3 separate regions of the Homo sapiens genome follow, and regions 1 and 2 are each linked to region 3. The links are chromatin loops, found by intact Hi-C in ENCODE. Cell type or tissue: ascending aorta. All regions are shown on one strand.

The links. A loop is a pair of places that touch in the nucleus more often than their neighbours do. Peaks named below come from ENCODE experiments on the same cell type or tissue, not always from the same donor. Only the 100,000 strongest peaks of a DNase experiment are listed, where the experiment ranks them.
Region 1: it touches region 3 in a loop (7-fold over the local background); 3 of 110 quality-filtered maps call a loop at or near these places.
Region 2: it touches region 3 in a loop (2.1-fold over the local background); 4 of 110 quality-filtered maps call a loop at or near these places.

Annotation. Positions count from the first base shown.
Region 1 is chr2:119,540,856-119,548,855 of GRCh38, forward strand. CFAP221 (cilia and flagella associated protein 221) reads left to right here and starts at 3,594. Exons shown (of 24, transcript NM_001271049.2): 1 at 3,594-3,655; 2 at 5,230-5,415. The coding sequence starts at 5,277. RefSeq lists a silencer at 3,538-3,647. In ascending aorta, no CTCF peak of the experiment used is centred here; DNase peaks (open chromatin) are centred at 3,506 and 3,636; H3K4me3 peaks cover 1,376 bases; H3K27ac peaks cover 1,081 bases.
Region 2 is chr2:119,638,038-119,646,037 of GRCh38, forward strand. It overlaps CFAP221 (cilia and flagella associated protein 221), which reads left to right. Exons shown (of 24, transcript NM_001271049.2): 20 at 222-380; 21 at 1,744-1,835. Among named protein-coding and RNA genes, the nearest start is that of TMEM177, 37 kb to the right of the region's middle. In ascending aorta, a CTCF peak has its summit at 3,714 (motif pointing right); a DNase peak (open chromatin) is centred at 3,724; H3K27ac peaks cover 771 bases.
Region 3 is chr2:119,478,182-119,486,181 of GRCh38, forward strand. It overlaps SCTR (secretin receptor), which reads right to left. Exons shown (of 13, transcript NM_002980.3): 3 at 630-737. It overlaps SCTR-AS1 (SCTR antisense RNA 1), which reads left to right. Exons shown (of 2, transcript NR_147847.1): 2 at 7,658-8,000. Among named protein-coding and RNA genes, the nearest start is that of SCTR-AS1, 5.7 kb to the left of the region's middle. RefSeq lists an enhancer at 2,758-3,269. In ascending aorta, no CTCF peak of the experiment used is centred here; DNase peaks (open chromatin) are centred at 4,576, 4,910, 5,350 and 7,400; H3K4me3 peaks cover 432 bases; H3K27ac peaks cover 5,016 bases.

The DNA of each region.
Region 1 (8,000 bases), 63 kb after region 3:
CTGGGCAACACAGTGAGACTCTGTCTGTACAAAAAGTTAAAAAAAAAATTAGCCAGGCATGGTGTCATGCACCTATAGTCCTAGCTATTCTGGGAGGCTCACCTGAGCCCAGGAGTTCAAGGCTGTAGTGAGCTATGATGGCGCCACTGCACTCCAGCCTGGGCAACAGGGCGAGACCCTGTTTCTGTTGGGTGGCGGGGAAAGAGTGTTAAGGATGTTGAATTTTCTCTTCTGTACAATTTGAAGCCACCAAGGGGTTTTAAGCAAGGAAATTAACGGCTCCCCACGTATTACTGAAGCTTATAGCTTCCAAGCCTTTTATCACGCTTGTCTTATTGCACTCATATGGCAGATGCTGGGACACCTTTGTGTTCCACTCATTGTAAATTCTATAAGTGAATTTAAATTCAATGAGTGAATTGTGTTCACTCATTGAAATAAATAAATGTGGACCACATAAATAAATGGATTAAATAATTGATTATCTAATATAGCTATAATTATAGGGCTCCATCAGTTTAATTATTCTCAAACTTTAATGTGCCTATGAATCTTCTGGGGCATCTTATTAAAATGCAGGTTTTGGTCCAGTAGCCTGAACCAAAGTCTGGTATAGCCCAAAACTCTGCATTCCTAACAAGCTCCTGTGCCACAGTTTACACCTTGAGAAGTAAGTGTCCAGAAGTCATTATATGTCAGTTGTTTTCAGTGGGAAGAAAGAGAAAATGGAATGCAAGGACCAAACAAATAGAAGTGAAGTGACATCATCCAGCCCCAGGGTCTCTCTGTCTCCTTGTTCTCCTGTCCTTGTCACCTCTTTAACACTTGGGCCCCTCATGGCCTCTGATGGCAGCTGCAGTTCCGGGATCATTTCCTGACACTAAGAAGTCAAGAAGAAGAAAGATACTGTATCTATGTATATCTTCTTAGGAGAAAGAAAGTCTTTTCCAGAGGTCCCCAGAACCCTTTTCCTGTCCCCGTGGCCAGAATGGGGCTACATATACAACCCTAACTAAATCATGGGCAATGTCGGCAAGGGGATCAGGAATTCCATACTTGGCCTGGATTGCATTGTTTTGTTTTGTTTTGAGACAGGATCTCTGTCACCCAAGCTAGAGTGCAGTGTCATGATCATAGCTCACTGCAGCCTCCAACTCCTGTGCTCAAGCAATCATCCCACCTCAGCCTCCTGTGTAGCTGAAACTACAGGTGTGAGCCACCACATTGGGCTAATTTATAAAATTTTTTGTAGAGATGAGATTTCACTATGTTGCCCTGCCTCCTCTCAAACTCCTGGGCTCAAGTGATCCTCCCACCTCAGTATCCCAAAGTGCTGGGGATTACAGGCATGAGCCACCATGCCTGGCCTGGCCTAGATTAATCAAGGTCTACTGTTAGAATTGGGGACTGGGGAGAAACTTCAGGAAAGCTGTGGTTCCATTAGAAAGAAAGTGGAAGGAGGCAACCAGCAGTGTCCACTACACTATAAAATTCAAATGGGTTTACTTCTTATACAGAGACCTATGGGTTATCCATATATATAATAGGAACTTTGGTGATTTTTCTTAAAAAAGTTAAATACCAATTAAAAAGTGTTACCCAATATCCATTAAAAAGCATATGGAGTCTAAGGCAGAAAAATTGCTTGAGGCCAGGATTTCAAACCAAGCCTTGGTAACACAGCAAGACCCCCACCCCTACAAAAAATTAAAAATAAAAAAGTATATGAAAACAAATATCTCATGATTTGTGCTGGATGGAGAGGTCTGGGACTGTGGGAAGCATAGTACCTGTTCTGAAATCTACAGCTTTGTACCAACAAAACAGAAGGAACTAAAGCAACCTACTCTATAAACAAATGAATTGTTTCACCCCCTTGGCCAACAGTTACTGAGTAATCAATATGGACAAAGAACTGTGTCAAGGTGGCCGAGCGCCGTGGCTCATGCCTGTAATCCCAGCACTTTGGGAGCCGAGGCCGGTGGATCATCTGAGGTCAGGAGTTTGAGACCAGCCTGGCCAACAAGGCGAAACCCTGTCTCTACTAAAAATGCAAACAATTAGCTGGTCGTGGTGGCGGGCGCCTATAATCCCAGCTACTCGGGAGGCTGAGGCAAGAGAGTCTCTTGAACCCGGGAGGCAGAGGTTGCAGTGAGCCAAGATTGGGCCATTGCATTCCAGCCTGGGCAACAAGGCAAAACTCTGTCTCAAGAAAAAAAAAAAAAACTGTGTCAAGGGCTCTGGGAGATCCTAAGACAAGGTACAGTTCCCTCCCCCAAGAATTCTGCAGTTTAAGTCACAGACATGAATCATGTTGGGTGCAATATAAAGATAGTGGAACAGAGGGTTATGGAAGCCCAGAGGAGGGAAAGAGTCTTTCCGGACTGGTGGGTTAGAAGGAGGGTGGGGAGGAGAGGAGACCTTATCTACAGCTAGCCTTGAAAGATGGGGAGATTTTTAGTAAGTAATAATGGTAGGGGACAGAGAGGAATTGGAGAATGGGAAGATGGAAAAAATGAACATTTCCCATTGGGAAAGAGCAGGGAGGGAATATACGCATCCAGCACAAGTGGCAATGTAGGCAAGACAGGTACCCTCACTGGACTCTTACTATAGCCTCTCGTCAACATGAAGCCATAAGTAACATCAAGCAAGTATCAAAGCCACACAAGGAGGGAGTGAGACAAGGACAGTTCCTGGGAAAAGAGAAGCTTAAGCTGTCTTTGAAAAAAAATAATATTCATGGATGAGCAGGGTGGAATGGACCAGGGCAGGAGGTCAGAGGAGCGGGCACGGTTTCATGTTTACAACCCCTAAATATCAGTATCAAGGACATAAACAGTTTCTTCAATGAATAAATTGCAACAACTAACAAAGAAATGAAAGAGGAATCTGTTGATGAAAAGAGACCTAAAAGACACATCAATCTATTCCAATTTGCAAATTGTATTTGAATTCTGATTCAAACTCTAAAAATAAATATGAGATAATTTGAAGATGTTAATAAATTATAATTTTTAAGGTATTGTGGTTTTTTTAAGAATCCTTATCTTTTGGAGGTATATTTTGAAATATTTATGGATGAAATATCTGGGATTTTCTTCAAAATAATACAAGGAGTCAGGGAAAGATACGGATGAAACAGGATTGGCTAGGATTTGATCATCGTTGCAGCTGGGTGTTGAAGATCTATTTTACCCTTCGGTCTGCCTTTGTGTACGTTTGAAATTTACCGTAACAGAAAATGTAAAACAAACTACAAGAAAGTGGGCGTCGTGAGTGATGCCTGTCAGGTGAAGCCCCGCCCACTGGCTCGGGCGGCTCCGCCCCGTCCGTCTTCTCTCCCGCGCTCCGCTCTTGAAGGGTTCCAGTGTGTGGTGTTTCCAACTTTCTCATGTCCCCTCGGGAATCCATTCGTATCCCATGCCATAAGTCGCGCTGTCTATTCTTGACCAGGCCCGGCAAACTGCTCCGAGCTCCCAGGAATCACCCGCCGCCTCCGGTCGTGGCCCGCAGCAGCCCGGCTCCCCCGCCCTGGGGCGTTTGGTCGCGCCCGGCCGCCGGCCCTGGGAGCGCGTCCGCGTCGTCATGGCGACGCTCCGAGCGGGCGCCGGCGCTGGCGCCGGCCGAATCCGGCCCGGGAACCACCTCCAGGGTGAGCGGCCAGGGACCTGGGGCCCGGGTGGCCCAGGGTCGGCCGCTGGGGCGCCGCAGCCTAGCTGCTGAGGCGACCGAGCCCCGGGTGGTGTCCAGCCGCAAGTCGGCCGCGGCTTGGGTCCGAGGAGAGTCGGGCCCAGAGGGTGACCTGAGGATGGTGGGGGGAGCGGTGCGCGGGCCTGGGGCGACCCTGACCCTTAGCAGGAGTGGAATGAAAGGTCGCGGAGGGGAGGAGGCGCTTGGCCGGGGCGAGAGGGCCTGCCCGGGGTGAGAGAATGGGGCGAGGGAACGAGGGTGCGGCGGTGAGACCCGGAGCCAGGCCTACCGGGGCGGTGGGCGAGCCGGCGTGTGGGCGGCGTGGAGACCGCCTGGCTCCTGGGCCTGCCTGAAGCACAGGGGATGTGAGGCTCCGGGAGGAGACGGGCTGCAGGCTGATCCTAGGGCTGGCGTTGAAGGGCTGGAGGGAAGGGAAGCAGGTGAGGAGGGGGCCATGCAGCCTTCAGCGATGCTATGAGAGGTGGTGCGAGGGGAGGGGAGAAGAGGGGAGGGGAGGGGAGAACTTCTTTCTGAAAGTTATTGTTAAGCGCCTTCCTTCATAGATTCACTGCCTGTCGCTTGATGTTGTCCGTCTTGGGAGTCTGAAGCTATGGGTCTTCTCCAGAAAAAACAAAACCGAAAAAACACACAAAGATCCACACTAATTAACATTCCATTTCAGAGGCTTCGCCGACCAGCCCCATGGCCTGCGCAAGGGCCCCAAGTTAAGAGATTTAGTTGTGCAATATATAAGGGAATGTGAGATTTGTAAAATGTTGTTACAGGGTTATAAATTATTAACACCAAATGAGTAATAGAAGCAGTGATTGCTAAAGAATGTTAAAGTGTGTTGGGATCACTGTGAACTTCATGAAGAAAGTGGAACTTAAAATGAGTGTGTTAAGGGAAGGCAAATCGGACACAGGGTTCGACATGAATCAAGATCCACAGAGCTGGAATACCCCCATGTCTGGCACCTGGCTGGCCGTAGGTTTCACCACCTCCTCATCACCCCCTCCTCATCACCCTGTTAGCAGAGGGATGGAGGAGGGTGACTCTGAAATGCCAGTGTCCTGTAAACAGTGCCTCCAAATGTTAAAGGCTTCCATAGTCAAATATTCTAAGAAACTCATTTGGAGAAATCTCTGAAAGAAGAGTCTTATTTGGAAGTCTTATTTAACTGTTTACATCAATACTTTCCAAACTTGTTTGACTGAGAGCCTTTATTTTTCCCTTCTCGGGCCCCTGCAATGAACTCAAGAAGCATCTCAGAAGTACATTTCAGGAAAAGCTCCTGGGGAGAATCAAGGACCACAGAAGGGTTTGGAGCAATGGCATGACATTGGGTTGCAATGGGTTATGTAAGAAGATTAATGGGACAGCCATGTGTGGGAATGGAGTGGCCCGCAGAGAGGAGAGCCAGGGAGGGCATGAACCACAGTAAACCACACAGAGACGAGGTACATTTATCAAAGAAAGAGAAAAAATGTGCGTGGTTTCTCATGGATGATTATACTGCTGCTCTTTCCTCCCCAGGACATGACCTTTGGCTCTAAAAAGAAGACTCCATTTTTCATGATAAAATGGCAGTGGTGAAAACCCCCAGCAGAGGACTAAAGAATGCTAAAGAACCCTTTAATAATGCATCACCCCATCTCTTGAAGAACCTAGTGGAGGAGCCGAAAAAAAGAAAAGAAGTACCTAATCACCTCCTAGAATCAAGTAAGTGGCTAGAAGACAGATTTGCTTTACAGCTCACATCTTCCCAGGCGAGCCAAAGTCCAGAGAGCATAATGGGACTTTTAGTGCTGATTTATCTATATCATTTTATAGGCTTATACTAATTTTTATTACTAAGAACAGTAGTTCTATTTAGATCCATCTGCTTAACTGATAGGTTTTTGTGGGGTATGTAAATTAATCAAGTTCTGTTGCTTCTACTTCTTCTAATGTCTTTCCTATCTGCTCCCCTTATCTTGTTTCTCATGTTCAGCAGGCAGCTGGGACTCCTCCCCCACCACATTCTCCTCCTGTCAGTTTGCTTTCTAAAATCCTGGCTGGCTTTTATCCCTAATCTGCTCAAACTCCCAACAGTCCCCCTTGCATACAGAATAAAGTCACAATTCCTTTGCTTGGCCCCCTTCACTGTCTGATCTGAACCTGTCCACCCAGCACCATCCCCATCGCCATGCCCCACTCATTTCCAGCTCTGGCTACATGAGGTTCCTTCCTGTCCTTCGGACCACAGGCATTTTAGACCTTTTTGCCTTTTCATGTACATATCCTGTGTCTGGAAAGCCTGGGAAATCCTATAGCTATTATGGAAAAGGATAATCATTTTGCCTACATTTTTCCCATTCAATCCACACAACAATACATCATGAGGTAGGATCTATTTACGTTTTACTCTTGGAGAAGGTGAAACTCAAAGAGACCACATTATTTCCCCAACATGGCACACCTGGTAAGTGGAGAGCTGGTGTTCAGCCACCAGAGCCCTGGGTCTAGCTCTTAACATGCTTGGTTACCCACCACTCATCTTTTAAAGCCCATCTCAAATGTGAGGACATAATAGTGTATTTGGATATGCTTCTTTTGTCACTGTAGAACTTGTCAAGTGAAAATTGATATACTTGACCATTTCTGGGCATTAGAAGAAAAATGCCAGTTTTATATCTACTTCGTGGATCTAAAATAAAATCTTTCAACATTAAAAAAATCATAGAATAGGCCAGGTGCGGTGGCTCACTCCTATAATCCCAGCACTTTGGGAGGCCAAGGCGGTTGGATCATTTGAGGTCAGGAGTTTGAGACCAGCCTGAACAACATGGTGAAACCCCAACTCTACTAAAATACAAAAATTAGCTGTGTGTGGTGGCAGGCGCCTGTAATCTCAGCTACTTGGGAGGCTGAGGCAGGACAATCACTTGAACCCAGGAGGCGGAGGTTGCAGTGAGCCAAGATGGCGCCACTGCACTCCAGTCAGGGCAACAGAGCGAGACTCCCTCCCTCTCAAAAAAAGATAATCAATCAATAAAAATAAATATAAATAAATTTTAAAATTACGGAATATGGTAATTTCAGTGCTTAAAAATGACCAAATAATAACCTACAGAGATCGTCAGTTCCCCTACCACACCAGCCTTAACCCATTGTAGCTGTTCAGTTTGGCCCAAGTGGATGACAGTGACAGCTCACCTGGTGAGAAGAAAAAAACATCAAATGTTTCACACCCACTTCAGATGTATCCTAGAATTATGATGATCAAAGGGATGGGGTGAAGGTGTCTGTGCCTCATAAGATTTGGATGCAGTCAAAGTCAAATGTTATTATTTGTAAGAAGGTGGGCAGTACATTCATGAGGAAGGCAGATTACTGGTTGGAATCAGACAGACCTGGGGTTGATTTTTTTGTTTGTTTGTTTTTTGTTTTTTTGAGACGGTGTTGTTCTGTTGTCCAGGCTGGAGAGCAGTGGTACAATCACAGCTCACTGCAGTCTCAATCTTCTGGGCTCAAGTGATCCTTGCACCTCAGCCTCCCATGTAGCTGGGATCACAAGCGCACACTACCACACCCAGCTAATTTTAAAATTTTTTGCAGAGACATGGTCTCACTGTGTTGCCCAGGCTGGTCTCTAACTCCTGGGCTCAAGCGATCCTCCTGTCTCAGCCTCCCAAAATGCTGGGATTACATGTGTGAGCCACCATGCCTACCTTTTATTTTTGATTACCAGCTGTGGGCAAGTTTCTTAACCTTGCTAAGTCTTACCTCCTTCATCTGTAAAGTAGAAATAATACCTACCTCAAAGGGCTGGAGTGAGGATTATAAACAAATGTATGCATAGCACTGCCTGGCACAAAGCACTTACATAGAGTGGGTTCTCAGCACCTTCTCCAAACATCTGCTCCTGCCTAAATAAAGAGCTGGGAAAATTTTTGTAGACCTGGACACTTTTGTGAGCTCAGCCGTTTAAAAGGGACATTCACATGACACCAAAAGCAGTTTGAGACTTACTGTTCCGAGTGATAACTTTTCAGAGCTTTAAGTTTTAATATTACTCTACATCACATTGTAATTCTAATCAGAGGAAATCAAATAATAAAAGTTAAATACATAGTAATAAACTTAAGTGTGCGGTGTTTGGATACTTTGATCTGGGTATTCATTATGTAATAAGTAATCTCAGTGCTAGGCAGAGCAAAGACAGGCCATGTGCTCTTTATGAGCTGGTGATTTATGACAAAGATGTGTACAAAATGTGTGAAGAGCAAATTCTTTTACTAGGTAACAGACAATCTACCTGACTT
Region 2 (8,000 bases), 160 kb after region 3:
TTAAGCCAGAAAAGTGACATTTATGAATGACTATGATTTTTTAAACGCTGCCGACTTGAAGACACCTCTGCTCTCCTGCTTCTCTTTTCCAGACAAGCTGACATGGAGTCACAGAGTGTTAGTGCTAGTGGGAGCCACAGACAGCATTAGCTGATGCCTGTCCTATGCCTGGCTTAGAAACTGGTAAACAGAAAAGAATATTTTTTCCCTGTCTTCGGCAGAATCCCAACCCAGGATTATTTGCTGTAATGCATCCTCTGACCTATGCAGAAACGTTGATAGATTACCATCTATGCTCTCACCCCAAGTACAAATTCACCAAAGAGTCCCGCCACGGGTCCAGCATTCCTGTCACCCAAAAGCAGTTTCTCCATCACACGGTAATGTCATCACCAGGCTCACTGGCAGAGTGACCCTGGGCTGCAGGGAGGGGCAGGGGACAAGGACAGGGTCACAGCTGGAATTGCGACAAAGGTTTGCCGCCACAGCTGCAGAACAAGAATGGTAACACCGCCCCTCATACCGCCAGCCCTAAAGGGGTACAGGTGGAGACCCCGCACCGCCTTGTCCTGACCACACCTGCCTCTCGGGCTGCCTGCTACCCTTTGTCAACATTCCTCTGGAAGGCTGCACCTAATGTTCACGTGTTTGTATTTCAATCATGTAAAAACAGCCACACGGTATGCACAACCGTTGGTCTGACCTCCTCTCTCTTTGGCCCCAAGTGTAGAAACCAGAATGGACAAAGTAGTGGAGTGACACATGCAAAGAAGTGGCTCCAAGGAATTACTTCCCCCCCAGGGAACCACCCTGACCTGAATATCCCCTGACACCCCTTGAGGATTATCCTCAGGCCCTTCAAGCTCAATTAACCCTTAACTCAGATTATGAGCTCTCTCCCCACTTCTACCAGCCACACCCTCAACTGCCTCCTCTTCCTGTGTCACCTACTTGCCTTTCTGTTTTATGGACTTTGTGTAGTTACCCATGAGATCCTTTCCCTCCTTCTCCCCCATTCCCCTCATCTAACCACCCCGGGGGGGTGGGGGGGCGGGCACCGGTGTGCCACTGACACACTGATGTGCAGACCTCCCTCTAGTCTAGCCCTTGGCCCACTGCTGCTGCAGTCAGCCTTCCCTTCAGAGAAATCTTCCTTATGCACGAGTTGATCCTGTCATTTCCTGCTCGAAAGCCCTCCGTGGGTCCCCGCTGCCTGCTGTAGCAGCTCCAAGCTCATTAGCTTGGCCCACAATGCCCTCGTGACCTGCCTGGCTCTCCAGCCACATTCCCTTCTGCCTCTATCATGCACCCTGCACTCAGCCCAGCCGGGGGTCTCCTTGCAGCGCTCGCCTCCCACGTGGCGCGCGTGTGCAGCTCTCCTGCCTGGAGTGCTGCTGGATGAACTGCCATCCTCTCCAAGTGTTGCATTAGCATCACATTCACAATAAACAAAATAGATTCTAAGGCCGCAGCTGCCCTCCATCCCGAGGACATGTTGCTTGTGCAAGTGCCTAATGAAGCAAGGGAAGCAAACCTCGCCTTTGTCTCTAATTCTGTGTTGCACTGTTTAATGTGCTTTGCTGAAGCAATTGCCTTTTTGCTTCAGAAAAATTCAAACTGAATGAAATTACAGATTTTGGTGCTTAGCCTTTTAAGTCTGAAAAATAGTTGAATAAAACAAAAGTCCTTCAGAAACTTTACCTCACCAAACAGTTGCTTCCCATGTGCTGACTTTCCTTACAGGACATTATTCCCGGAATAATGCACTGGAAAAGCTTCCAGTCCCTGGTTCTCTCCTCCCTGCCGGACCCCTCCAAGATGGAGACCACAAAGAGGTAAGCACAGCTCATCTGTTTGCTCACGAGTATGTGTGCCCCATGTATTACAGAGGCAATGATCCCCAAAAGTTAAATGCCAATAATATGTCAAACCATACTTTTAAAGCATGAGAGAAGTTTGCTAGTCAAAGAAATTTGATGATGTGTAACTGATTTTCATATTTGGAATTTATCTTGAGATACACTTCTTTGAAAAGTAATGTCCTAGGTGACGAATTGGCAATGCTTGAGTACAAGTAGACAACCATTCCATATAATTCAACTGAAATATTCATGGTCAATCTTTTTAAAATTCATAAATTGCGGCCTGGGTGACAGAGAGAGACTCCATCTCAAAACAAAAAAAAAAAAGGAAAAAAAATCATAAATTGCCAAGATTAGCCTTCCGCAGTCTCTGTATCCAGTTCCAAAGGATCCATGGCCCTCTTGTGCCACAGGCTGGCATTCACTGTGAGACCATGGCAATCCCCACACAGAAAACAGCCCTGCTCCAGATACACAATGGGTAGATCAGAATATTGTTGGATGATGAAAGAAGAAACTTAGAGTGACTACATTTTTGCTAATTTGCTTATTTAATAGCTCTTCAAAACCATAAGATATCAAAGAAGTAGCCTGGTGCCTTTTCATTAGACTCTGCCTGGCCAATCGCTGACTCCTGAGCCCTTGAATTCGCTTCTTCAGTTCACTATCCTTATAAATACAGCTAAGTGAGTGATTGGTGAACAGATGTGACTGGTGTCCCAAAATGATTATCATCAGCTGTCAAACAAAGTTCCAATCCTCTGATCCAGAATGAGGCCCACCCCAAGGTGGCAGAGCCCTGGCATGGCTCCAAGAGTGGCCAAGAAACCTGAGCTCTGCCACCAACCAAGATCAGTAGGTGATCTTTACACACACCCCAGCTCCCACTCGGGTAACCTGGATCCTCTGACTCAGAAACTCACCAGGGAGGCTACATGACCTCCAGGAGTCATGTGACCTCAGCCATGCCCCTTGGCCAACTCTCTGGGCCCAGTCCTCTTGTCAGTAAGACAAGGGGATTGGACTTGTTGCAAAGGCCATTCTCAGCGTTGATGTTTTAATTTTAGTAAGAGTACAAGAGCTCACCCAACTTGTAGTGTACAAGTGCAGCCGTCCCATCCACCCACATCCACCCACACCTCCCCAGGTATTTGAGGAGATAGTTGGAATCTGGGTTGTGACCCCAGAACACTGAATTTGACTTCCTCCTTCATCATCTTCATTGAAGGGCTTCATTGGTAAGCTCTTCCTGAACTAAGCCAAATGCAGCTGTACGTCATCTACGTCAAGGCTTTCCCATGTGCCGTCCCCTTGGGGTCACTTCCTTAGGGCTTCTCTACTCCTCTCCTTTGCCTGAAGATTAGCATGCGGTAAACAAAAAGCACCCAGCATAGGATTTGGGACATGGCAAGAGCTCAAAAATATGCTTCTTTCCAATTATTATACTTCATCCTTTCCTCAACCACCCTATTGCCATCTGAAAACCAGCATCCTTGTTCTACATTTTTAGCATATTTCTAGAATGTCAAATCTCCAGAACTGGCGGGAACAATGGCATGGAAGAGAGAAGGAAAGCTTTGGCATGGGAGAGACCTGCCTCCATTGTACACTGGATGTATCACCAGTTCAGTCCTTGGGCGAGCTACGTACTAATGAAGCCCTTCGAGCAATAATCTCCTCCTCTCTGAGGGAGAGGCAGTGATGGCATCCTCACATTTGTGTGTGTGTGAGGATAAAAGTGCAATGATCTTGTGAAGCATCTAGCATCATGCCTGGTGCATGCTTAGTAACTCTTCTCTCACTTCTACCCTCCTTCCCCGCCCACTAAGCGGCGCAGTCACTCCATCGCCACCAGATGGCGATAGTCCGTCACCACATTGACAGACTGCCTCATTTTGCTGCGGGGTGAGGATGCTTCAGAACTGACCTATGCAGTCAGTAAACCGGGTCTGGGGTGCTGTCAGCACACTGAATAAGAAAAATGAGGAATGGTGAGAAGTGGCGACCCGCTGACCATGTCCACCCGTTGTCAGCGTGTACCGTTCTTGAGAATCAAGAAAAAGCATCCTATTTTCTTTCCAAAGCAATGTCCTTGGAAAAAAATCTCCCGAGGCTGTTCTTTCAACAAGCAGTGAGAATGCAGTTACCTTGGGCTTGAATAACCATGAATTAAACATGAACTCTCCATGAATTAAAGAAAACTCTCGAACCATGAGTTGTTACTTTCAGCTTATGTGCCTGAGTGCTCTTGTTGGGCCAGTTTGTTTCTAAATAAACTGCAGTTGCATAACAGCTCATAAAATCAAGGGAGGATTCTGTATCTATCTTCTTAGCATGGATTTCCACGGGATGTAAGACTCTAGGTCATGTTTTTATTTCTGAAAACAGGTACAAAATAAGAAGTGTAATTCCTTTTTTAAGTTCTGTCTTAGTTCGTTTGGGCAGCTATAATAAAATACCATAGATGTAATTTATGAACAACTGAAATTTATTTCTCAGTTCTGGAGACTGGGAAGTCCGAGATCAAGGTGCCAGTAGACTTGGTGTCTGGTGAGGGCCAGCTTCCTGGTTCCTACATGGTTGTCTTCTCACTGTGTCCAAACATGGCAGAAAGGGGAAGGGAGCTCTCAGGCCTTTTTTTTTTTTTTTTTTTTTTTTTTAGATGAGATATCACTATCTTCCACGCTGGAGTGCAGTGGCATAATCATAGCTCACTGCAGCTTCAAACTCCTGGGCTCAACTGATTATCCTTCCTCAACCTCCCAAGTAGCTGGGATTATAGGTGTGCATCATCATGCTCAGCCAATTTTATTTATTTATTGTAGAGATATGGTTTTGCTACATTGCCCAGGCTGGTGTTGAACTCCTGGCCTCAAGCAATCCTCCCACCTCAGCCTCCCAAAGTGCTGGGATTACAGAAGTGGAGCCACTGCACCCAGCTTCTCAGGCCTCTTTGATAGGCACTAATCCTATTCATGAGGGCTCCACCCCTATGACCTAACCCACCTCCCAAAGGCTCCATCTCCAAATACCATCACATTGGGGGTTAAGTTCTTGTTATTTTTAATGTAAATAGGGATAGGGTCTTGCTATGTTGCCCGGGCTGATCTCAAACTCCTGGCCTCAAGTGATCCTCCCACCTCGGCCTCCCAAAGTGTTGGGATTACAGGTGTGAGCCACTGCACCTGGCCTGGGAGTTATGTTTCAACGTGAATTTGGGGAGAACACAAAATTCAGTCCATAGCAACTTCCTATAAATCCATTAATGATATTCCAACTTTGCAGCCATTTTGCTTGAATAAATTAGCTCCTATTACTTACGAGGTTTGCCTTGTATCTTTTGCCCCTGACAACTGTTTGTTGTTAAACCATGCAATATAGTTAGTGTTTATTTATTCCAAGTCATTTTTGTATTCGTAATAATCGAAGCAGCTCATTTATTTCTTTACTCTTCAGTAAATTCAGAGATAACTTGTTAAATCTCTTTGGACTTCCATAAAATCAGAGAGTCAGTGACAACTGAAGAAATTATCTAACCCAATAGTTCCCAGACTTTCTGATTTCATAGATGAGTGAAATGTCCAGAAGAACTTTGGGAACTGTCTTGGCATTGTCAGGGTTTTACTTTGTCAAGTAAGGACATTAAATATATATATGATTTTTTAGATGGAGTCTCACTCTGTCACCCAGGCTGGAGTGCAGTGGCACGATCTCAGCTCACTGCAACCTCCGCCTCCCAGGTTCAAGCGATTCTCTGCCTCAGCCTCCTGAGTAGCTAGGACTACAGGCGTGGGCCACCACACCTGGCTAACTTTTTGTATTTTTAGTAGAGACAGGGTTTCACTATGTTGGCCAGGTTGGTCTCGAACTCCTGACCTCAAGCAATCCGCCCACCTCAGCCTCCCAAAGTGCTGGGATTACAGGCGTGAGCCACCGTGACTGGCCAGGACATTAAAATTAAACAAAGCAACAGCCAGAAACATTGGTTTATGCCTATAATCCCAGCACTTTGGGAGGCCAAGGCAGGAGGATCACTTGAGGTCAGGAGTTCAAGACCAGCCTGGACAACATGGTGAAACCTCGTCTCTACTAAAAATACAAAAATTAGTTAGGTATGGTGGCGGGCACCTGTAATCCCAGGTATTCAGGAGGCTGAAGCAGGAGAATCGCTTCAACCCGGGAGGCAGAGCTTGCAGTGAACCAATATTATGCCACTGCACTCCCGCCTGGGCAGTGAAACAAGACTCCATCTCAAAAGAAAATAAACAAAAATTTAAAAAATAAATAAAAGCAAAACAAATTTTAAAAATGCCCAACCACCATCTACTGTCATCACTATTTCAATTTTAAATGAATATATTTAACACACACAAAAAAAGTGAGAGGAACTGGTCTCAGAATTTAAAAACTGGGTAAGTTTTGCTTCATGAAAAGCTCTTGGTTGCTGCCATTCCATTGTGCTAGACCAGCCTGGTCCCTGGCGAGCGGCCCAGACCCTGAACTTCTCAGTCACTCTTCTTAGTGGGAATTCCCTCTGACTATACATGTTCTAAAGTAAAGTTTTGGTAGAATTTTCTAATATAACCTGGATTCTTTATCATGAAGTCAGTTACTAACAAGGATAAGCTCTATGTCTCCGGGCCCAGGTTTGTTTTGGTGGGAAATGGGATTAAAGACCAAAATCTGGGTGCTATGTATACACATTGCTTCTGGGGTGGGGCAGGGTTTGCTTCTTGGCCTATTCAGCAGACAAAGTCAGGGATACACACAAACACACACACACAATGTACACACAAAGATATATGCAACATACATATATATGTAATGTATGTGCATATAAACACACATATACATATCCATATTTTAGAAAGCATGAATTCACACCAATGCCTACAGTTCCAGTCCATATCCATAGAGTTATTGCTTGCTTTCCACCATTCCATATTTGTATCTCCCTTCTTCCACTGTGAGAAACCTGGCTTCTAATACATTTACTTACTCAATCTTATAATACATCAAAAATCATTTCAGAATTGCTTGATCCATAACCACCTTAATAAACATGCAAAATAAGTTCAGATTGGTTTCCAGGTCCCCCCCCCCACCCCCTCCCACCCAAGTCTTTGGGTATGTAGTCAAATAACTTGTAGTAAGTTACTTGGGTAATTTCTTTTTCTTTTCTCTTTCTTTTCTCATTCCTTTAGCTCTCTCTCTCTCTCTGTCTCTGTCTGTCTCTCTCTCTCTCTCTGTCTTTCTTTCCTTCCAGTGTGTTTATGGAATTTCTGTGAAGTATTATGATTTGTTTCAGTTTGCTTTCAGCCTTTGTTTTTTATTTCACTTTCTTATTGATTTAATTTTATTTTTTCAATATTTTGAACATTAACGTTTTCCAAACTCAAAACTACATTAAAGGCATATTCAGGGAAGTGTCCCTCCCACCTCCCTCCAGCCCCTGGCAGGTAGCCAGCTTGGTCTTCTAATGTATCCTTCCTGTGTTTCTCTTTATAATGGTAAGCAGAATATATACATTTTTCTTTTTTTCCCTTCTGTCTTATACAAAAAGTGGCATTCTAGATATGCTTTTCTGCATTTGTTTTTTTCACTTACTATCTCCAGAAAGTCATTCTATATCAGCTCACAGATGCTTTCCTCATTCTCTTCCCATTAGTCAAAACCATGGTGCTATAATTTTTTTTTCAGCCAGTCTTCATACTTGACAAGGGGGTGCATTTTTGCACAATAACAAAACAAAGATAAGAATCTTATCACAAAGACATATGTGCACACACAAAGGAGCCATCAATTAATCCCTGCTTTCCATTGCTGCCTCCTGCCCTACCTTCAGCCTCAGCCTTTCCAGCATCTGTGAGGAGGTCTGTTTCCTTCCGAGTGGGCTCCAGGCTCTGTCATTCTTCGCTGTTTTTCATGAGACAGCATTCTCTAGGGTTCTAGAAATTTATTCCAGAAAATGATTGAAAACTTTTATCCATTGATTTCTTTTCTGTTGTTCTCTTTGCTGTTGTGTGTTCGGTTTTTATTCCTTCTATATCATCTGAAATGTGTGTATGGAAGGAGTCGAGACCCCAAAAAAGTGCTCATTCCATCCACTTGAAACAAAGAGCTGTTGCCAAGTTTAAA
Region 3 (8,000 bases):
TTTACTGGATCAAGGGAAAAGTCCTGTGATCTGCAGGGGGTTTATGATGAATAAATGAGCCCGTATGTACATATAAAAATGTCCAGTGCATGGTCGACTTCTAATCAATGTGAGTCAACTAGGAAAATTCTTAAATCCGCAGCTGTCTTCTGGTAAGACAACCCCTCGCCCCAGGAGGCCAGGGGCTCCCAGGGAGCCAATTTCTCAGCAGGGCCTGACAGTGGAAGGAAGTATTTTGGAAGGCCAGGCCATTAGGGAGCCTGCCACTACCAGGAGGGGTTCCAGACATGGGGACTGGAACAAGGCCCCTGGTTGCTAAGGGGGCAGAAACATGGAAGGAAGGAAGAGAGCTCCTAGCTGAAGGGCCTGGGGAAGACAGAAGCAGGCCCAGCCTCCCTTATCGCCTTCCCCAGTGCACTGCCTCCTGCCCCCTTGCTTGACACCCTCAGAATTTGAGTCCACCCCACATTCCCAAGCAAGGCTTCTAATCCTTTGCAGTGATCTCCCCCATCATTGTACCCATACTTGTCCTCAGAGAAGGTTCCTTGGCCTCCTGCCTCTAAGCTGAGGCCCCACCCAGAGGGACACCCCTCAGCCTGTCCGCCAGGCCCCATGGGCCGAGTGGTTACCATTTCTGCTGGTGAGCATCCGGAGGAATCTCGGGCATTCCACCTCCACCATCCGGCCCGGCACAGAAGAGGGCCAGCAGCTTATGTTGTCCCACATCCCCTCACAACCTGCCAAGAAAAGCAGCATCAGACAAGGATGGGGGATGGACCGAGGGCTGCCCTACCATCCTGTCCACATCACCGACACCCTTGCCTGCCTGGAATTCCCACTAGACTACTTTCAAAGCTCTCATTAGGTGCTGACTCCTCAGGATCAGGAACCTATCCTGTCTAATGCACCCTTGGACTCTGCCATGTACACGGTAGTGCTCAGTGTTGAAGATAGAAGGAAGTAAGAAAGGGAGGGAGGAAGGGAAGAAGGAAAGAAGGAAGGCGCCCTCTCCTATAAGCTTTGCAAGTAAAGGTCTGGATTTCTCTGGAGCAGATGGCACATCTGTTGGCCAATCAGTTTGCATTAAACAACTAAGCAGCAATGGGTCTCCCTTCTAGCTTCATGGTACGACTACCTGGGGAGCTTTAGAAATAGACCTAGCCGGCGTGGCACACAGGGATCCTGCATGAATTGGTTTGGGTGGGCCCAGGCATCATGTCCTTTGAAAGCCTTACAGGTAATTCTAACGTTTGACTGCAGGGTTGAGAACTCTTGTCCCATGATTCTCAAACTTCAGCTTGCATCAGAGTCACCCAGAGGGATTATTAAAACACAGATTGCTCAGTAAGTCTGGGGTGGGGCCTGAGTATCTGCATTTCTAACAAGTTCCCAAGTGATGCTGATGCTGTTTGTCCTGGGACCACACTCAGAGCCACTGCCCTGGCCTATGGACACAGCTCCACAAGTGTCACCACTGTATTTGCTGCAAGAATATTATTGAGGATGTTGCTTTCTACATCACTTGAGTTCCCTTGATGAGGCCCCTCTGGAAGGAGAACCAGGTCTCAATGCAGTGAGAAGCTGAACTTATTGTGAACGACTAGTATACATAGACACTACATTTGAAGCTGGTTTCCTCTTTGATTTGGCTGCTAGGAAGCTCAGAGCCAGATGCGTGGCCCACTTCTGAAAACTGAAAGATTTTAAGATGAATAAAAAAAATTACTAGGTGTTTTCAATGCAAAACTAGGCATTGTCTAAGCACAGCCTTCTGGATTATCTGATTCAATGGGGTGTCAGGTCTTTTATTGTCTTCGAGCTACACTGCAACTCTGTAAGTTCTAGATGATTGGTAGCAATGCAAATGATTCTCGTCCATAGGCACAATAATTATTGTCCAGTTGAAATACAATTAATTTCACTTCCCTCCCTGTGTATTCAGTCAGCTTTGCATCTATTTGTAAATTCATGTTATCATTCTGCCTTATAGGTATGGTACTGTATTAGTCTGTTTTCATGCTGCTGATAAAGACATACCTGAGACTGGGTAATTATGAAGGAAAGAGGTTTAACGGACTCACAGTTTCACATAGCTGAGAGGTCTCACAATCATGGTGGAAGACGAAGAAAGAGCAAAGGGACTTCTTACATGGCGGTGGGCAGGAGGACACATGCAGGGAAACTCCCGTTTATGAAACCACCAGATCTCATGAGACTTATTCACTATCACGAGAACAGCATGGGAGAAACCTGCCCCCACAATTCTATTACCTTCCACCAGGTCCCTCCCATGACACATGGGAATTCTGAGAGCTACAATTCAAGATGAGATTTGAGTGGGGACATAGCCAAACCATATCAGTTACTTTGAATGCTATGAACCAGTGATAAGATCTTACTGAGTCCCTCACAAATTAAACAAGCTGTTCGGCAGGTATTCATTTTATATTTGTGTGTGAGCTGTGACTGTACTGTCTTTTAAGACATCATTTCACATAACAACTCACCAATTCTCCCAAAGTTGATCCAAGGGCAGCCACACAGGGAAACTGCTTCCTGCAACAGACTTCTGGAACCCGTGCCCTCTGAGAGGTCATCGCTGGGGTCAGGCTTGGAAGGGGCTAGAAATGAGCTGAGGGACACCCATGAGGCGAGCCGCAGTCAGCGCTCCTCCCGTTTGGGGAACATGGTGCAGGGCAGAGCCCAAAAAGAAAGAGCCAGGACTCAAGTCGGCCGACCCGGCCTCCAGGCCTCCCCCACCTTGCCAGCTGCCCTGCTCACTTGCTTATCTCTTGTGGGAGGACCGGCACCTCCCTCCTGAGGCTATCCAGAGGAAGAGCTCAAAGCCCAACTGAAAAGCCTGCCCAGAGCAGGCACTGGGACTGGCAACCCCTTTCCCGCTGGCCTCCCCAGGCCTGTTCCTTTTTCATCTGGATTCAGGAGGTTGGACTAGGCTGGGTCCCCTGAATGGCAATTCTTAGCTCTGGGGACTGGGCGATGGATGCGGTGTGCAGACATTGCGGGAGTACCCAGATGGCAAATGCTCAGCTTTTTTAAGGAGCAAGAACCTGTTTTTAGGCATCAATCTGACCAGACCCAAAGCATCCATAGTGTCCTTGACCCCTTCATCCCCTCTAAGTGAAATCTCCCTGGTGACCTGTCCCATTGCAGAAGTGTGACCCTCCAGCCTACATCAGAATGAGCTGGGTGCCTGTCAGAGATATGCAGATCTCTAGGCCCCAGATCCTCCTTGTGAGACCAGACCCAGGAATCTGCATTTTAAGAATTCCCCAAAAATGCCGCTGAAGTGGTTCCAGGGCTTGCTTTGAGAATTTCCACTCTGAGTCTCCCTGCTCCTCACAGCTGAGGGTTCCTCATTTCTAGGCTTAGCCCTACCCCTGGCTCCCAGGAGCAATTCACAGAGAGTGAGACAGGCAGTCACAGACCCACCAGTGGGGGTCACTACCAGCTGTGTCTTCACCTTGGTACCTGGGTACAGATGCCTCCCCCACCACCAGGCAGAGAGCCCAGGAGAGCACGCCCCTGTGCCTACGATGGGCCAGGCATAGCACAAGTGCTCAGCAAACACAGCAGATGAACAAATGAAGGGACGCCAGCTGGAACCACTGCCTCCCACACCAGTCCCGCCAGGCATCCCTCATAAACGGGCTTTCACCTTGACACCCAGTTGACTTCTACATTCTGCATCCAGGGCCTGCCAGCTCTGGTGCTGTGCTGATGGGGAGGAGCCCTGTGCGTCCCACACTTGAGCTCCTGTAATCCCATGGCGGTGCCCCCAGTTCCCGATGTGCCTGGCTCTACCCCCACTTTATAAACGCAGCAATCAAGCAGAGCCAGAAGTGGCTTCCCAGGCCACACAGCCAGGACATGGAGGGGATGAAAGCTGTCTCCACCCAGCCCTCCACCCACCTGACCAGTCTCCAGGTGACACCGGCCCCAGCTGCCAAGTGCCCTCCTTGTTCAAGCCAGGCTCTGGGAACTGGAGAGGGACAGAAGGGGTAGGGAACGGTAGGGTGGGCCGGGCCAGGGCCTGGGTTAGGGGGGATGCTGGCCTAGAGCGGGGCAGGTGTGGCCTGTTTCTCCCTGAAGAGAGGCCCAGCCCCTAGCAGGAGAGGGGAAGTGGGAGGGCCCAGAGAGGAACCCAGTCCTGAAATCAGGACGCCTGTGGGGGCTTTGGAGGCGGGGCAGTCCCAGGAGCCACAAGGGCAGGCTGCAACCATGAGCAAGGGTGTCGTAGAATTGTAGAGGGACACAGAAGGCAGTGTGTGGGCGGAGCTTTCACAGGACAGTGGAAGCATCTATGAGGCCAAGGGGCAGGGGTCTGTGTCCTTGGAGGCATATGGGAGATGAGGAACTCCTTGGATGTTCCAGAAGCTTCACCTGCAAGAGGAGGAGCCGGAGCTTCTCTCTGCTGTGCACTCCCCAGGGACGGCTCCGCCACTATCCCGAGGCTGCCCGTCTACATTCCAGCTGTGGACGCTGCTGGCTGGGCCTGAGCAGGGTCTCGGGAACTCAGCAGGCCTGCCGGGTAACCCTGGGCCTACCCAGATGCCTGTGGGATGGGGACTTGGTCCTGAGGACCCTTTACGGACAGCCCACTCTGTGTCTCCGTGCTGACCTAGCCTGGCACCTGGAGTCTCAGGAGGCCAAGGGTGACCCAGAGCCCTCTTTCCCTGTGCGGCCGTCTCAGGGTTGCAGCAGGATGCCTCGTTTCAAGTTGCAGCTCCCCTGCCAGCTCGGGTCAGCCTCTCTTGCATTGGAAGCAGCTGGGGCATTTCCAGAGCATGGAAAAAGGCAGGAGCCTTTTGCCTCACTTGTGGAAAAACAGATTCAGTGCTGGCTGGACTGGCCAGGTCAGCCAGGGTACCAGCCGCAGGCTCCAGGCCATGAGGCTGGACAATGCCTGGCTGGTTGGCCAGACAGATGTGGACGGTGCCAGCACGTCTGAGAGGCTTCCTAACTTGGGTCACGTCAGGCAGGGCCCCCAGGGATGCCTGGGGACAGGCCATGCCAGGCCTGTGCTGGATGCACATCAGACATCCTGGAGCTGAGGTTGACAGCAGCTCAAGGGTGAGTAGGGTCACTGCCCCACGGCGGAGATGAGGAAGCTGAGGTTCCAAGAGGGGGAAGTGAGAAGTGTGGGTGACAGAGCTGGTGATAATGGAGCTGGGATCCCACTCAGCCTTCCCATCTCCCCAGCCTGGGACAGGCTGCCTCCTCCAGGCTGGCCTTGGTGGCAGCAGACCTGGCTGCTAGCCCCCCACAGTGTTGATCGTTTCCTGAACACGAGTGACACTGCCTTGTTCTCTCCCAGCCCTGGCTCCAGCGTCTGGGCACAGAAGGCACAGAACAGACCCAGGGTTTCCCAGCGTGCGATGAGCTCACCACTCACTGGTGGCCTGTGCTTTTGGCTGGTACATGGTTGAACATTTTTTCATAGTTGCACTTTTTTAAAGAAAATGTGTATTAGAAACATTATAAAACTAGCATATCACATCTGTGATTTTATAGCTACTATTGTTTAGGATGAGGCTAAGTTTTTTAAAAGTCCATTGATTGAAAGGAAAACATATGAAGGAAATCATAGCACAGGAGGTGCGTGGCTCTAGCCAGGCTGGAGGGAATGTGGCTTGGGGGAGCTGGACAGTCCCTGTGGCCTCCTCAGTGCTTGTGGAGGCTGCCTTGCACGGTCCCCAGGCTTTGAATGCAGCATCTCAGACTCCACTCCGGGACTCCCCAGTCCCCCAAGCCAAGCAGGAATGGGAGGCAGGGGAGAGCGCTCCCAGCTTAGCTTCGGATACCTGTCCTGGCTCTGGCCTTCCCAGGGAGCCCTGGCAGGGAAGGGACACAGCCCAGGACTAGGGTCATCCTGGGCAGTTTTAGTTCCAGAGCAGCACAGCTCACTGCCTGACTTGGGGGTAAGCGGCATTCATTGAGATAGGGGATGGGGGAGCTTTGTCAATAGGGCCACACTTACTGAGCCACGAGGGAGGGGTCACCGCCCCAGGAGAGCCAGGGCTAGAAGGAATATACATTAGCTGTGTGGGCAGGCAGATCCAAAGCATGTGAAGAGCAGGGCTTCCCACGCCTCTGTCGTCTCTGATGGCCACCTCCGCCACCAATTGTCTGGCTGGAGGGGATGGGATGGAAGGCTGGGAAGTTTAAGTGGGGAAACAAGAGAAGACAATGCCACCACCTGGGGAGGAGGGGTTGCCTGCCCCAGTGCCCGTGGCCCAGGAGGACAGCATGGGATACCAGGTTGAGGGAGGTGGTATGGTGGAGATAGAATGGGCTTTGGACCCAAGCCTACTTTGGGTATGACACTTAACCTCTGTGAGCCTCAGTTTCCTCATCTATAAAATGGGCACAGTAATATTTCCCAGGATTTTTGAGAGAATTAAATGATATGTGGGTGCGGTGGAATACTTTCTGATCCATCAATCTCTTCTTTTTTCTTCTCCTGTTTTTTTTGTTTGTTTGTTTGTTTTTTGCCTTTTCTCTCTCCTTCCTCCTCAGATTGAAGTCACAGAGAAAGGCAGGAAAACTTCCTGGCTTAGGTTTCCAAAGGCCTCTGGGGGATGAAGAGGTATGCTGGGATAATCAAAGCACTTGGGAGAAAACAGAAAAAGAGCAAGAATTCCCAGAGACTGGGGAGAGATGGAGGGGAAGTGATGAGCTGGGACATGGAGGGTTCCAGAAGAGGTGCAAATACCCTGCTGCCCAGCCAGCCCTGAGGAGGTGGGATGGCCCAGAGGAGAAACAGCTGTGGGGGCAGGTCTAGATGGGCAGACCACACACAGCCTTGCCGAGCCCATGCCTCCCGGCAAAGCACAGGAGGGGCCAGTGGCCCAGGATAGACAGGGCTCTGCCAGTCACCACCTGTGACTAACACCATCATCAGCTGCAGGCGAGATCCCCCTGAACGTGGTGGTGCTACGTGAATCTCTAGCCACCTGGGAAAATTGCAGGGGAAGATCCAGAAATGTCTGCCATCCCAGGAGAATGCAATCAGAATTAAAGTCAGAAAACGGAGAAAGTTCTATTTTTGCCCAAAGGGGTTTATAGATAAAGATTCCTGGTCTTTATATTTGTGGAGCCCCTGGCCCTGGGCCAGGTCTGAAGCAGACCCAGCAATGTCAGCTTCCTCTGTCCTGCCCACAGGGATAGAGAGGTGGCCCCAGAGGCAGGTCTGGGTGGGTTGGGGGAGGACTGAGAGAGGGGAAAGGGCCATCTCAGAGGGCAGGACAGTGCCTGGGAGTTTGCCCTGCATTCACCTGGCATGGAGCCTCTATCCTCCAGTCCTCTATTTATAAATAAGCTCAGATGGCCTGATAAAAACCTGGGACTATTTCTGGAGCAATGTGTCAGGCTGCAGTGGCAGGGGGCCAGGAACAGCCCGGCCCCCGGGGCCATGCTGAACTGGGCCACTCACACCCCTCCATGTCCCTGGTGCTCACTTCATCGGCTGATGGGGTCACCAGGGAAGCCACAGCTCCTCTTTGTCTTGGCCTTGTGTCTGTCCTCTCCTACCTTCTGCTTCTGCCGGTGTTTGCTCTTTCCTCTGCCCGCGGACCGCCACATCCATCTCTCAGGCACTTCCACTGCTCACCCCCACTCATCCCTTTCTCCTCCCCAGAACCCACAGTGGCTTAGGACGAGCTCCTGCACAGCGGCCTGTTTCCCAATTGCATCGTGTATCTCTTTGCCTCTCTTGGCTCAGCCATGGCCCCAGCCCCAGGCCATCCAAGGGGCAGCCTGGTGAGGTTTCTTCAACTTTGCTAATGACTTGACCTACAGTCTTAAGTCAAGAAGGTGTCGCTCTCCTTTGTGATGGCTGGACGCACAGGAGCTGTGGTCAGGATGGGGCTAGAGGAGCTGAAATCCCAGGGCAACAAGGGTATTTAAAAACACATCGCAGGAGAAACAGCTAAAGAGTCTTGGAACCAGGAATCATAAGCTGTTTGATGGGATGAACTATC